Linked DNA regions of Homo sapiens: region 1 is linked to region 2. Evidence: read pairs that join two places in POLR2A ChIA-PET (ENCODE). Cell type or tissue: PC-3. All regions are shown on one strand.

Region 1 (8,000 bases), 57 kb after region 2:
TAACTGCTTTGAGAAACTGAGCCTTGATTGCTTCTTGAGAATGGTTCAGCTGTTAAGAGAAAGAATGACAGACAGCATGTGAAAAGTAATGGGTGTCAGGTCTCTTACAAACACCGTTAACTATAGGTGTATTAGGTATCTATCGTAACTTTGCCGGTTTTCATTTGTGTTCTTATACAGTGGTGCTTAGGTTAGTATGCTTTTGACACAGGTCTGTTGGCCTTCTTGGTTTTCTTCCTTTGAACAAACATCTTCAATATCTTTATGACAGTCTTTCTCTGCCCTTTGAAATCATTACTGCCAATCCATGCTTATTTATAAATGTAAAAATCTCATGCCTTCCTTTAATGGTCCTGAAGTTGCAAATAGTTTTTGCCCCCTTAATTATAGTTATAATACTGACTTTGCTTTTCCAAACTATATTAATTTATTCATTTAACAAGAATTTACTGGGCACCTCTACTATATGCTAAAAACTGCTAGAGAGAACTACTTAGACATGTTGTGTGTGCCTTTTCCATACACTCTAATCACTGCTTTAAGGAAGTCAAAAAGATTCCTTATGGGGTGGGAGTGGGGGGAAGACAACAGTCTCTATAGAATCACATTGATTATTTTTGTTTTTGGAGACAGATCTTGCAGTGTTGCCCAGGCTGAAGTGCAGTGGCACAAACATGGCTCACTGTTGCCTTGCCCTCCTGGGCTAAAGTGATTCTCCCCCTCAGCCTCGTGAGTAGCTGGGACCACAGGCACACACCCCTACACCTGGCTAATTTAAAATAATTTTTTGTAGAAATGGAGTCTCACTATATTGCCCAGGCTGGTCTCAAACTCCTGGGCTCAAGTGATCCTCCTGCTTCAGCCTCCCACAGTGCTGGGATTTATAGATGTGAGCCACTGCTCCCAGCCTAGAATCACATTGAATTTTATTTGGATTAAGGATATATTCGCCCTATGGGGATAATAGCTATATCTCATTTCCCTTGGCTGTTGAGGAGAATCTGAATTAGAGACTCTTCAGAAGTAAATTTCTTCTTCTAGGTTTTACCAAATGAACTAATCTTAATCTTCTGCTTTACCATAATTCTAGAAGTGCTCGATGGCATGGGATGGGGAGGTGGAGATTGACTGTGGCCTCCACTGGCCAGATTTGGCCATTACTGCCTTTTTCTGATTCTTTCTGGGGATTTCTCTGGCTAAATCTCAGAACTTTGATTACCTAGCGTACATTGCTGCATTTAACTCCATTCTGCTCTGCTGCTGTAGAGTTTGTGAAGACTGGAAGTAAGATAGGTGTACAATGTTTCTGAAGACCTAAAGAGCTTGTTAGAATGATACCAGAGGTAGAAAGAACTAAAGAGAGCTGTCCTCCTTCGAGATTACTTCTTGCAGGATTGGGGACCTTGTCCAGAAAGTTGTTTGGCTTTCCCACATTCTGCATGGGCGAGACACACAGGCTTCCCTTCCCCTGGACACATTTAGAGACAGTCCATATAATCTACAGGACCAAGACAATCAGGATTGAACCTATTTGGAATAGTGAGACTCTTCAAATCCTGTTAGTCTTGAAGGAACTATTTACCTGGAGCCTTTCATAGAGAAATAAATGGCTTCAAAAAGTCAATCAAAATCTGTTTAAAGTGATGTCCATTTTGTTTGCTTCTTAGAACGCTCTTAACATTATTGGTCCTTTCCCCAAAAATGTTTCTTAGTTTGCTGTTACAAGTTCTCACTGTGTTGCAGGGTAGAAATCCACCTGCCTTCTAATGTGGTACTTAAAACCCATTGTAATCATTCGTTGAGTTTCTTTCTCAGGATACAAGTTAAGGATCTAGATTAGAATAGTCAGGTAAGATTTAAATTATTGTGACCTATGTTTAGCGATTGCCAATATTTCAATTCCATTTTGTTGTTATTGTTCCATAATAATTTGTAGAACTAATAGAATCCAAGGATTCTCATCAAGGGGAAATAAATGACTTAAAGTATGGGTAGTTTGGGGTTGTTGGGATAGTCATTTGTTAGTTTTATTGTCTGGATATGTCAAATAGAATATTTCTAACTAGCTTGTTTTTAGAAATGATCCTGTTTTAAAGGTATTAAAAAGCACATTTTGGTTTTCTCCCAGTCAGTATTGATTTCCTAAGGGACAAGTATTTTATGTATTATTTTCCAAATATTCCTTTAATTTCAAAGTGAAATCTTAATGTTAGTGGGGAAAAAAAGCCAGGTTTCAAAGCTATCCCTGGCTGCACTTGCAACATTCCTGTAATTGCTTAACTAGGTGGAAATGGATGGGGCCTGGTGGCTGACAATCTCACATAATCTCATACAACTGAGCCTCGGGTTAGAATGGTGTACCGGAGATGCAGTCCTGTCATCTGGTGTCAGTCAAATGTGGCAGCAATCTTTTGGTTTGGTTTTTGTTTGTTTGATTTTGTTGTTGTTGTTGTTGTTGTTGTTACTGTTCTGTGTTTTTCCTTTCCTCTTTTGAGTTTTGCTTTATTCCTCACTGCTTTCTGACACTTCCCCCTCACTCCCCTGTCTTTTGTTAACTGCCTTTCTTTTGGCCATTTCTGTGCCTTGACTTTCCCATTTGGTCTCTGTACAATCTGTTCCTTATTTCTCTGGTGGTTGCAGCTTCTGAGCTAACAGAATGCTTCTGTCATGCTATGTGTTTAAAGCCTTGATTTTATTGCTGTCATACAAAACTAAACTTGATGTGGCTGTTGGGCTGTTATTTACAGTTTATTTCTCTCTCTGCTGCACTGGTTAAAAGGACACTGTCAAGGTATTTTTTTCATAATTTTTCAAATCATTTTCCTCACTGTTTACAATAACCCATTAAAAGCTTGAAACCTAAATCTTTTCCTTTCAAAGATCCTCTCCATCATACATTCACACTGGTTTGTTGTTGTAGAGTTGCGCCTATATGTTGGGCTGGTGCCATTTGAGTTTTTGTCATTGAAAGCACGTGTAAAACATTAGGTTTTTTGTGGGTGGTGTGGGTGGACTAAGGGGGAAAGTGTAATGAATCCAGTGGGCTGCTCAGCAAACAGAGGGAAGAAACAGGTCAAATTTGGTCCCTCTAACCTTGACAGTGTCCCTTTAAATATTTCTCTACCACACACCCTGGACCCCAGTTACTGAGCCTGAGTGCTGTGTACTTTTTCAGTATGAACTTCCCTTTGTGATTGTCATCCTAGTTGCAAAGATTAAAGCTTGTCTGAAGCAAGCCATCCAGTTGACACTGGAAGAGCTTTAATCTGTACCATTTGCACACTTGTGTTTGACACATTCTGCCCTATTGTAGAGGCATATGTGATCTAGTAGTCCCTCTTGGCTGCTATAGCATCCTCTTGCTAGGCATTTTAGAAGCAACACATAGAAATATCACTTTTATACTCCAGGAAAAGCAGTCAGGCGCATTGCATCTGTGATCAGTTAAGGTCTCATAACTACCTAGATTTCACATTGAAATGTAATTGTTTCTCCTTTTTGAAAGAAAAACCAAATTTAGATTTCCAGAACCATCTTTTGTAGCATCATTGCAGGATTTGCACTAGAAGTAGCATGTTTCTGAGCAAAATTTCAGCATTGTTTGAGTTGCTCTGCATATGACCATCACATATCACATCAGTGAGGAAAAGTAGCTGAGAAAGTAAATGAAATTCCTGACCAAAGGGTCTCTTCCATCAGCTCTCATAGCTGTGTAATAAGAACAAGCTCTTTTTTTGGCCATTGAGTTGAATGAGTAGTAGATCACAGGTTTTTGATCTACCAGTCTTAGGTACCTTCCTGATATAAATGGCACCAAGTATCTGAAGCCTGATTCTCTGCCTCATTTAACACAAACCAGAATATTTTTAGAGATTTAGATTTTCTTTAGGCTAAGGGTAATTCTTTAATTATAAAGATACCCTGATCCCTCCCATGTATAGTCTTTGGGAACTTACTGTTTGAATATGATTTTTAAATCAGTTATGGTATCTGTCATATTTACAGTTCAAAGGAGAGTTGCAGTCCTCTTTCTTTTTGGGGGCAGATTGCCCTTCTTGCCAGATTCTTTCTGCCACACACTGGCTCATCTCGTAGTGTTACTTGTGTTATCAGTGAAGGAGCAGAGGCCAGGGTTCAAAATCGTCTGTTGGGTTGGGAAGTGGAAAAACTGTGGAGTTTCAAATGAGAGGTAGAATCTTACTGGGATGGTCTTGTCAACAGTCAGTTACCTCTGATTGTAAAAGGTCGCTCCTCCTGAGTCTTAGTGTTTACTAGAATTTGCTTCAATGTTTTATTTTTGTGTTACCAGTTTTAGGTTGACTGTATAATGAAATTCTGTATTTTGAATCACATTTCCCTGCTGATATCAGCCCAGCTTATAACAAGTAATGCTTGCCTTAAACATATTTTTTCTTTCTCTCACTTCTGCCATCAATTCAACAATAGGATTGCAGATACAGTTTACTTTGGGGCTGAATTAAGCAGTAGCAGAGGGGTGTTTGTAAACTAACTGATGTTATCAATAGGCAGGGACACAGCATGGCTTAGGATCATGGTCTTCCAGCTTGATGACCTGCTTTGCAATCTGTTTGCTTCATCCACATCAATGAGGAGCCAGACCTTCTGGTCCTTCATTTACTCATAGACTCTCTTAAGAGCTTTGTACATTCAATTCTGAACTTATTGGTGCCATAAAATATTATTACTGTGCAAAAGAATAAAAGTGCTAGTGTGTTCTTATTAGTAGCCATGAATTTCATTTCTCTTTTCCCTCTTCCCACCTGAGATTCATCTTTGAGGGGAAGCCAGATACCTTGGGCTTCTTATTTTCCCATCCTGCCCTTATTCTTGGAAGGTCCTCAGGTTTGTTGACATGGTTTTTGTTCTCTGGGACTTTTCTAGTGTGTTGTTTGCATGTCAGCCAGCTCAACTTAATGCATGTCAGCTCAGTGCCACTTGTGCTCCATGTGACTTCAGTTAGCACCAGTGTAAATCTTGTGGCTGTTAATAGAGGTGGAGTCCCAGCTCTGACGGCAGTAGTGGGAGAAGAAGAGGAAATTGTCAGGGCCCAAACATTTCATATCTCATTTAAATGGATCTGACCACTTCATAGAAAAGAAAATTTGAATCATTGTGCTCAAAGGTTTCCCCTTTGAGATACATATTTTGACCTTTATAAACTATAGAGCATTTGTGTTTTCATGGATGGTTATGTTTAGTTTTATAAGGACCAACTCTGCTATACTTCGGATTTTCAGGTTCCTAAAGAGAAAGATGAAATGGTAGAGCAAGAGTTTAACCGGTTGCTAGAAGCTACATCTTACCTTAGTCATCAACTAGACTTCAATGTCCTCAATAATAAGCCTGTGTCCCTTGGCCAGGCATTGGAAGTTGTCATTCAGTAAGTACTTTGATACTGCTTATTGTATAGTGAGTTCCATGTGTAAAGATTTGCTATTTATGTTTTAAGTTTTTCTGCAAGTCTTGTTTGAGGTAGTTTTTACTTAATTTTGTATGAAACCATTGAATCCAAAGTTAAAAATTATTTAAAATAATTATATGATCCCTTAAGGCCCCTTTCACTTCTAAAATTCAGTGCTTTTATGGTATTATACTATATTTAACATAGCCTAGGAAATAATTTCCAACTAGCCAACTTTCTTGTTCCTAAGTATCAGAAGTTTCAGTGGGCCTTGATGCCCTTAAATGTTTTTGATGGGCACCTGTCTTATTCTGCAAAGTTGGCTTTGAGAGCAGATTATACATATTGTCTCTCTTAGGTTACAAGAGAAGCATGTCAAAGATGAGCAGATTGAACATTGGAAGAAGATAGTGAAAACTCAGGAAGAATTGAAAGAACTTCTTAATAAGGTGAAATTCTGTATTTTCTTCATAGCTGAAGAAGCTTTAATAGGAGAAAAAGTCTTTAGAAATTTTAAAAGCATTTCCGAGATTTTTTCCTCCATGGAAGAGAAAGTCTGCACAGCTGGGACTCATTCTTAAGAAAATAATGACTAACGAAAGAGACTGTTTTATCTGTCAGTCTTTCAGTGTGGCATTATTGATAAATGGTTGCCAGAGGAAATAGATCTTTCCTCTTTGTCTGGTTCCCTTTGGCTCAGGGGTGTCCAGTCTTTTGGCCTCCCTCAGTCACATTGGAAGAAGAAGAATTGTCTTGGGCAACACATAAAATACACTAACACTAATGATAGCTAATGAGCTTAAAAAAAATGGAAAAGAAAATTCAGTGTTTTGAGAAAATTTATGAATTTGTGTTGGGCCGCATTCAAAACTGTCCTGGGCCACGAGTTGGACAAGCGTGGTTTAGCTATTCTAAAGCTATCCCAGTGCCCTCAGCTGAATTCTAGGACTAGCAGGAGAATTAGCTGTACTGGAGCCAAGTTTTCATTGGTGAAGACCAACAAATCAGCAGCCAGTTCATTGGCATAATTATTTCTCTTGAGTTGCTGCCACCCCCACCTCTGTTCCCCAGGGCTGAACCGTTAGGGCTCTTCTCTGCCACCGCCTTCCAGAGCCCCAGGCTCCAGCGCATTAAAGTCCAACCATTTGCTTCTCCTCACCCTGCCAGCTGCAAAGGTCGCATCAGCTTAGGGAGAAAATAGCCCCTGGAGGGGGCCTTTATAGTGCATACTCTGGGTGTGCCTGTGACTGGACTCTTGCCTCACTCTCACTGTGCCTCATTCTTCATCCTGTCTAATGAAGAGATCTCCAGCTCACAGTCTTCATGGATTGTGGTAAGGATGAAATGAGAAGAGTGATTTAAGAACTGCCAAGTGGCCAGGATACCTGTAGGGTGGCCCAGTCTCAGGCTTTGTCACTCTTGTCCTGTGTGGTATCATCAGAAACCTGAAAAAAGCTAACATTAACAATGGTTCCTTAAGATTCTTTGGCCAGGCACAGTGGCTTATGCCTATAATCCCAACACTTTGAGAGGCTGAGGCAGGTGGATCATTTGAGGTCAAGAGCTCGAGATCAGCCTGGCCAAATGGTGAAACCCCTTCTCTACTAAAATACAAAAAATTTGCTGGGCATGGTAGCACACACCTGTAATCCCAGTTACTCAGGAGGCTGAGGCATGAGAATCATTTGAACCTGGGAGGCAGAGGTTGCAGTGAGCTGAGATTGTGCCATTGCACTCTAGCCTGGGTGACAGAACAAGACTGTGTCTCTTAGAAAAAAAAAAAAAATTCTTTGACCTTTTACATATTTAAAAAACACATTATAGGACCAGGCATGGTGGCTCACGCCTGTAATCCCAGCACTTTGGGAGGCCGAGGAGGGCAGATCACGAGGTCAAGAGATCGAGACCATTCTGGCTAACATGGTGAAACCCCATCTCTACTAAAAATACAAAAAATTAGTTGGGCATGGTGGCGGGTGCCTGTAGTCCCAGCTACTCAGGAAGCTGAGGCAGGAGAATGGCGTGAACCCAGGAGGCAGAGCTTGCAGTGAGCCGAGATGGTGCCACTGCACTCCAGCCTGGGCGACAGAGTGAGACTCTGTCTCAAAAAAAAAAAACAAACACACACATTATGACAATTTGTTTCCGAAAATAAGTTTAAGTTACATTAGCAACAGTTTCCTTTTTGTGGAGATTAAATTTATTTCAATACTGGGTTTTTTCTTTGTTTGTTTAAATTAATGGGACACTCCTCATCCTTCTCATTCGTTTTAGAAGGCAGCACTGATCTTACTTATCAGATAGAGTTGTGGTACCTTTATGTCAAGCCCTATAAGATTTCTTTCCTATTTCCCAAATGGAATGATGTAGGTTAGAACAAGTACTTAAGAATTCTCAGGACCTTGCATTGTAGCCCTGTTTTGTTGGGATAGCAGTTTTGAGGAGCCAAAAAAGGGTACATGTGATGTAGACATAAACTACATTGCTATCTGGAATGGTAAATTTGTATTTTTCCTTCTTAGATGGTAAATTTGAAAGAGAAAATTAAAGAACTCCATCAGCAATACAAAGAAGCATC
Region 2 (8,000 bases):
CCTTCGATGTGTGTGACAACTGCAGCTAGCAAAGCCACGGGGGTAGAGTTGCCCAAAGTCTTGGAGGCCCAACCTTCATACCAGTGTGTCTGGGAGGCAGAACATGGACTCAAAGATTATGCAAGCCTTAAGATTTAATGTTGTTTGCACAGTTAAGTTTTGTACTTAGAGGCCAGGTACAGTAGCTCACGCCTGTAATCTCAGCACTTTGGGAGGCCAAGGCAGGCAGATCGTGAGCTCGTGAGTTTGAGACCACCCTGGGCAACGTGGTGAAACCCTGTCTCTACAAAAGATACAAAAAATTAGCCAGGTGTGGTGGTGCGCACCTGTAGTCCCAGCTACTTGGGAGGCTGACGTGGGAGGATGGCTTGAGACAGGGAGGACGAGGTTGCAGTGAGCTGAGATCATACCACTGCACTCCAGCCTGGACGATAGAGCCAGATCTTGTCTCAAAAAAAAAAAAAAAGTTTTGGACTTACTTGGGGCCTGTTACTCCTGTCTTCTTTTCTATTTCTCCCTTTTGGAATGGAAATATCTATCCTATGCCTGCCCCACCACTGTATTTTGCAAGCACATAATTTGTTCGATTTCACAGGTTTACAGCTGGAGGGAAATTTGCCTCAGGGTAATTGTACCTTGAGTCTCACCCGTATCTGATTTAGATGAGATTCCAGACTTTTGAGTTGATGTTAGAATGAGTGAAGACTTTGGGGGCTATCTGGATGGACTAAATATATTTTGCACATGAGAAGGACATAAATTTGGGGGACCAGGGAAAGAATGTTGTGGTCTGAACGTGTCTCCCAAAATACATGTGTTGAAAAAAATCTCCAATGGAATGGTATTGAGAAGTGTGGCCTTTGGGGAGGTATTTAGGTCATGAGGGCTCCGCCCTTATGAATGGGTCAATGCCACTATAAAATGCTTGATAGGGCTGGGCGCAGTGGCTCATGCCTGTAATCCCAGCACTTTCGGAGGCCGAGGCAGGCAGATCACGAGGTCAGGAGATCGAGACCATCCTGGCTAACACGGTGAAACCCCATCTCTACTAAAAATACAAAAAAAAAAAAAAAATAGCGGCCGGGCACGGTGGCTCACGCCTGTAATCCCAGCACTTTGGGAGGCCGAGGCGGGCGGATCACGAGGTCAGGAGATTGAGACCACCCTGGCTAACACGGTGAAACCCCATCTCTACTAAAAATACAAAAAAAAATTAGCCAGGCATAGTGGCGGGCGCCTGTAGTCCGAGCTACTCGGGAGGCTGAGGCAGGAGAATGGCGTGAACCCGGGAGGCGGAGCTTGCAGTAAGCAGAGATCAGGCCACTGCACTCCAGCCTGGGTGACAGAGCGAGACTCCGTCTCAAAAAAAAAAAACAAAAAAAAAAAAAAAAAAAAAATTAGCTGGGCATGGTAGCAGGCGCCTGTAGTCCCAGCTACTTGGGAGGCTGAGACAAGAGAATGGCATGAACCCGGGAGGCAGAGCTTGCAGTGAGCCCAGATTGCGCCAGTGCACTCCAGCCTGGGCGACAGAGCGAGACTCTGCCTCAAAAAAAAAAAATGCTTCATAGAAGGAGTTTGTTCCTTTTTGCCCTTCCACTTATGCCTTATAAGGGCACAACATTCCTCCTCTCCAGAGATCTAGCTTTCAAGGTGCCATCTCGGAAGCAGAGAGCCAACCTCACCAGATGCCAGAGCCTTGATCTTGGACCTCCCAGCCTCCAGAACTGTGAGAAATAAGTATCTGTGTGTTTTTTAAAATAAATTATCCTGTCTCAGGTATTTGTGTGTATGTGTGGAGACAGGGTGTCACTCTGTCACCTAGGCTGGTGTGCAGCGGTGCGATCTTGGCTCATTGTGAATTCGGCCTTCCAGGCTCAAGTGATCCTTCCACCTCGGCCTCCCGAGTAGCTGGGACTACAGGTGCACACCACCAGACCCGGCTAATTTTTTTGTTTTTGTTTCTTGAGATGGGATCTCACTCTGTCACCCAGGCTGGAGTGCAGTGGTACAATCATGGCTCATTGCATCCTTGACCTCCCAGGCTCAGGTGATTCTCCCACCTCAGCCTCTCGAGTAGCTGGGACCACAGGCGTGCACCACCATGTCCAGCTAGTTCTTTTGTATTTTTTATAGAGACAGGGTTTCACCACGTTGTCCATGCTGGTCTCAAACTCCTGGGCTCAGGTGATCCTCCTGCCTCTGCCTCCCAAAGTGCTGAGATCATAGGCGTGAGCCACCAGGCCCAGCCAGAAATTTTGTTATAGAAGCACAAACAGACTAAGACACCATCTATAAATTTTATAAGATTCATAGTCTTAATCTGCCCATTTTACAGTTAAGGACACTGAGGTACAGGAAGAATAAACAATCAAGAGTTGTCCAAGATCACACAACAGAGAGTTGGTGAGTTAGGATTTAAGCCCAGGCAGTTTAGCCCCAGAGATTCTGCTTTTAAAACAAAGTAGGATATAGGAGAATCATCATAAAATGAAAGGGGTGAGAAAATGTCTGGACACGTAAGACACTGATAAGCAATCATATTCTTTTTTTTTTTTTTTTTTTTGAGATGAAGTCTCACTCTGTTGCTCAGGCTGGCTGGAGTGCAGTGCAGTGGCATGATCTTGGCTCACTGCAACCTTCACCTCCCAGGTTCAAGCAATTCTCCTGCTTCAGCCTCCTGAGTAGCTGGGACTACAGGCATGTGCCATCACACCTGACTAATTTTTGTATTTTTAGTAGAGACGGAGTTCCACCATGTTGGCCAGGCTGGTCTCGAACTCCTGACTTCAGGTGATCTGCCCACCCCTGCTAGGATTATAGGTGTGAGCCACCACGCCTGGCCTAGGTATTCTTTATTGAGCACTGCTTGTATACTAGCCACTGTGTTAGGTGCTACGGGTGGGGGAGGGATATACAGATGAACAATATTCTGTGCTTGTCTTCAAAGAGCTTATAGTCTAGTTGAAGCATGGGGAGGGACTGTAGTAATGTGTACAAATCAAATCCCAGCAGACTGTGAAACATTCTATTGTAGAACTACACATAAAATGTGGAAACAATGCTAAGGAAAAAGATTCATTATAGCTGGCTTGAGGGGAGCTTCCTAGAGGTGATGGCTTTGGAAGAAGTGAAGAATTGTAACAGCAGAAAGGAGAAAATTAGGGATCACGTGAAGAAACAATGTAAGCTTATGTGGATGCATTTGGGGGATGGCAAGTTCTCTGGTTTGGTTAGAATGCATGAGACTTGCATGAGAGAGACGATTTTAGGTAGAACACCAACCTAACACTAAGTCACACTGAATCAAACAGTGAGATAATGATTTCCTTTCCAGTTTTCATTATGAAGAAAAGTCTCGGCTAGGTGCTTGCTTGTCTTTCAAACGCTAACACTTGCTGATCTCACTTTTTAACACAGAACACCGGCTCAGATCTGTCAGTGGGCAACCGAGCTCTGGTTGAAATGCAGTAACACGAGCCGGGCGTGGTGGCTTATGCCTGTAATCCCAGCACTTTGGGAGGCCAAAGCAGATGGATCACCTGAGGTCAGGAGTTTGAGATCAGCCTGGCCAACATGGTGAAACCCTGTCTCTACTAAAAATACAAAAATGAGCCACACATGGTGGCGGGTGCCTGTAATCCCAGCTACTTGGAAGGATGAGACTGGAGAATCACTTGAACCTGGGAGGTGGAAGTTGCAGTGACCCAAGATCGTGCCACTGCACTCCAGTCTGGGTGACAAGAGCGAAACTCTGTCTCAAAAAAAAAAAAAAAAAAAAGAATGAGCAATGGACATGGTCAGAGCCAGGCTTGGCAGGGCTGGCTTCGGCCTCTGGGTACAGGATGAGAGGGGAAACTAGGGGCTAGGGCAGGAGTGGGGAGACTCAGAGTGAACAGCACAGGGCCAGGGAGGAACCAGGGTAGAACCAACTGAAATAGAAGACTCTAGAAAGGGATGGTTCTAGAGCCCCATCAGGCCGTGTCACTACGTGCTACCTGGTAGACCTGGTGTGTACAGATTTCTTTTCCAGAGGCAATCTTTCAGCCTCTGATCCTCTTCCTGGCTCCTAGGCACCTTTCTGTTATGACTTACTATGAACATTCAATAGGCTGTGACTGGGTTTTACTGAGGTAAAAGGTAACATCGGCAGAGGCCAGCCCGCCTCGGCCTCATTAGCTGGGGGAACTCGAAGTACAGTCAGACAGGGTGGGGCAAATTGACTCATGCCTCCTCATTCTGTGTTTTTTCATGGGAAAATTCCGATGTCTGCTTGACCGCCCGTGGTGATTCATTTTATTCCATATGATGAACATCTGATTTTCTAGGACCTTCATCTTCATTTCACTGAACAACAGCCGTTGGAGGATCTCGTCCTGGAGGGCAAAGCAGGCATGCGTTCTATTGACTTCTTTTGTGTTCACGGCCTTGCTGTTCTTGGAGTCGTTTTCAGAAGTCTTTGGTTTCTCTTCCTCCTTTTAAGCTCCCCAGCACCAGGAAAAGGGGAAAGTTGGTTAATAATGATAATCCCTTCCTTGCTTGAACACCTGCTCTGTGCCAGGTGGTTTACAAACATTATCTTAACAGAGTCTCACAACTGCCTGCAAGGGGAGCATCATTGCCTCATTTTGTGGAGACTTGGGACCCAGTAACGGGAAGTCACTTTCTTTTTTTTTTTTTTTTTGAGACTGAGTTTCACTCTTGTTGCCCAGGCTGGAGTGCAATGGTGTGATCTCGGCTCACTGCAACCTCCACCTCCCGGGTTCAAACGATTCTTCTGCCTCAGCCTCCAGAGTAGCTGGGATTACAGGCACGTGCCACCACACCCAGCTAACTTTTTGTATTAGTAGAAATTTTTGTATTTGTATTTGTAATTATTAATAGAGGCAGGGTTTCACCATGTTGACCAGGCTGGTCTCGAACTCCCGACCTCAGGTGATCTGCCCGCCTTGGCCTCCCAAGGTGCTGGGATTACAGGCGTGAGCCACCAGGCCCAGCTTGGGAGGTCACTTTCTCAGCATCATACAGCCTCAAATTCCCGAGTCCTCCACTTGCCTTTGGTTCATAGGAATGCATGAGATGGCCCGCTAATCTGCCAGTCACAGTGGACATAAAGCCCTTAGCCTAAATATATCTATCTCCAGAGCCCGTTTTTCCAACATGCCTCTCTGAGCATTTTGTCAGGCTCAGTACGATCTCAAACTGCGAAGTCTCAATGGTCTCATGACATGCTTTTATCTCTATGATCCTCATCTCTCCCTCCCCTGGTTAATAACACTTATTTTTTTTTTCTTTTTGGATTCAGCTACAAACTAATGGTCTTTAAAAATGTTTAAAAATTAAGCCAGGTGTGGTGGCTCATGGCTGTAATCCCAGCACCTTCGAAGGCCGAGGCAGGAGGATCGCTTGAGCCCAGGAGTTTGAAACCAGCCTGGGAAACATGGTAAAATCCCGTCTCCACAAAAACTAGAAAAAATTAGCCCTGTGCACACCTGTAGTCCCAGCTACTTGGGAGGCTGAGGTGGAAGGATCACCTGATCCCAGGGAGGTCGAGGCTGCAGTGAGCCATGGTTGTGCCACTGCATCCAGCCTGGGCCACAGAGCGAGACCCTGTCTCAAAAAACTAAATACATAAAAAAAAAAAAAGGTTAACTGAAAAAATTCAACATATCAGGCATGCAAAAAGGTAAATAATACAACAAATACTCATATTCCCATATCAACTTAAGAAATAAAATATCATAAATATAACTAAAGTTCCCTGTGGACTCTCACACCCACAGCATCCTCCTCCCTCCCTGAATATCATCACCTTAACTGTAATCCTGCATTTAAAATTTATTTTTCCATGCATTTCTTTATAAAGTAGTTCTCAATGGGAGGCATTCTGCCTTCCCCAGGGGACATTTGGCAATATCTGGAAATACTTTGGATTGTCATGAAATGGCAGGTGTGCTACTTGGCATCTCATGGGTAGGGGCCGGGGTGGCCGCTAAGCTAACAATGCACAGGTGACAGGTGAGCCTCCCACAATGGAGAATTATCTGGCCCAATATGTCAATAGTGCCAAGGTTGAGGCATCCTGCCTTAAAATACTTTCACTGCACATACACATCCATAAATAAGATAGGCTATTGTTTTGCCTTTTTTTTTTTTTTTTTTTTGAGACAGAGTCTCACTCTGTCATCCAGGCTGTAGTACAGTGGCATGCTCACTGCAGCCTCAACTTCTCGGGCTCAGGTGATTCTCCCACCTCAGTCTCCTGAGTAGCTGAGACTACAGGCACGCACCACCATGCCTGGCTCATTTTTGTATTTTTTTTAGAGATGGGGTTTCCTCATGTTGCCTGGGCTATTCTCAAACTCCTGGCCTCAAGTGGTCGTTGACCTGCCTCGGCATCCTAAAGTGCAGGGATTATAGCTGTGAGCCACTGCGCCAGGCTGTTTTGCTTTTTATTTTTGTTTTTAGATGGAAGCTTGCTCTGTTGCCCAGGCTGGAGTGCAGTGGCATGATCTCAGCTCACTGCAACCTCAGTCCCCTGGGTTCAGGTGATTCTCCTGCCTCAGCCTCCTGAGTAGCTGGTATTACAGGTGTGTGTCACCACACCCAGCTAATTTTTGTATTTTTAGTAGAGACGAGGTGTTACCATGTTGGCCAGGCTGATCTTGAACTCCTGACTTCAAGTGATCCACCTGCCTCGGCCTCCCAAAGTGCTGGGATTGCAGGCGTGAGCCACTGCGCCCAGCCTAGCATGTTTTTTAACATTAAATGAAAGATGTCATAATCTATGTACATTTCTGCTGTCTTCATTATTCTATTTTAGATACGTATCTATGTTCGTCCATGTTAATTTTTTTTATTTTTTTCACATTAAAGTAGTTGTTACTCTTGCCAAAGCATGTTGACATCAAACATGAAATAGGAGAGTCTGGGGTGGTCCTGATTTAACAGCTGAGGTGAGGCAACTGAGGCCTCGTGGAGGGAAGTGATTTACCCAGCACCACCTAAGAGGAAGCTGTAGAGTGGTGGTTTAGACCAGTCTTGGATTCCCCAGTCTTGCCCCATTATTTCGACACCTACCCTGTTCCCTACCCACCTAATCTAGCTGCAAATATCCCCTATCCCTGAGCTGAAGCCAAGCCCCATCTTGTGCTCACCTGCTGGGGCTCTGGGAGGGTGAGCTTGTGTTCATACTTGACCAACCAGTTGCTAAGCAACAGCAGAAGGAATAGGAACCCAAACAAGGCTGGCTTATAGCTCATCAGCCAAGCTGCCACTGCTCCTATGGTGCCTGCGGAGGCAAGTATCCCATGGAGACTCCTAAAGAGAAATATCAGTTCTGCCAGCATTATGGCGTGGAGGCACACAGGCCCCAGGACCCTGCCTCAGGCCCCTCCATGACAAGAGTCACGGCCACCCACTCCTCTGAGTCATAGCCAGCTCCCTCCCCCCACCCAGCTGCCGCATAACAATAATAATAACTCCTCCTTTGTCTGAAGCACCCACTATGTGCCAGACTCTTTGACAGGCAGTTTGAAAGCATTATCTCATGATGTCCTCACAATAGCCAGGTGATGTAGGCCTCCTCATTCATTCACCAGTACTTCTGGGCCTCGCTACTAGCAAAAAAAATGGCCAATACAGAGCCCCTACCATCATAGGGGCAAAGAAAAGTTATCCAAACTTAGACATAACTGCTTTCACAGTTATACTAGCCCATCTATTGGTCACCTGATACTTTAGGGGAAGGTAACTTTGTTTAATATAATATGTAATATTGATTAGGTTTTGGACTCTGTATAGTTAGACATTAATTTTTTATTTATTATTATTTTATTTTATTTTTGAGACAAGGTCTCACTGTGTTGCCCAGGTTGGAGTGCAGTGGTGTGATTGTGGCTCACTGAAGCCTCCAACTCCTGGGCTCAAGTGATCCTCCTGCCTCAGCCTCCTGAGTAGCTAAGACTACAGGCATGTGCCACTATGCCCAGCTAATTAAAAAA

Evidence for each region. ChIA-PET counts read pairs that join two places held together with the same protein. Peaks named below come from ENCODE experiments on the same cell type or tissue, not always from the same donor. Only the 100,000 strongest peaks of a DNase experiment are listed, where the experiment ranks them.
Region 1: POLR2A ChIA-PET joins it to region 2 with 22 read pairs; 10 of 35 experiments call an interaction of 5 or more read pairs at or near these places.

Annotation. Positions count from the first base shown.
Region 1 is chr1:23,063,281-23,071,280 of GRCh38, forward strand. It overlaps KDM1A (lysine demethylase 1A), which reads left to right. Exons shown (of 21, transcript NM_001009999.3): 10 at 2,780-2,791; 11 at 5,259-5,401; 12 at 5,781-5,871; 13 at 7,945-8,000. Among named protein-coding and RNA genes, the nearest start is that of MIR3115, 23 kb to the left of the region's middle. In PC-3, no CTCF peak of the experiment used is centred here; no DNase peak of the experiment used is centred here.
Region 2 is chr1:23,006,729-23,014,728 of GRCh38, forward strand. TEX46 (testis expressed 46) reads right to left here. Exons shown (of 3, transcript NM_001242521.2): 2 at 7,155-7,317; 3 at 4,106-4,373. The coding sequence ends at 4,173. Among named protein-coding and RNA genes, the nearest start is that of TEX46, 5.1 kb to the right of the region's middle. RefSeq lists an enhancer at 3,633-4,832. In PC-3, no CTCF peak of the experiment used is centred here; a DNase peak (open chromatin) is centred at 4,213; H3K4me3 peaks cover 364 bases; H3K27ac peaks cover 3,199 bases.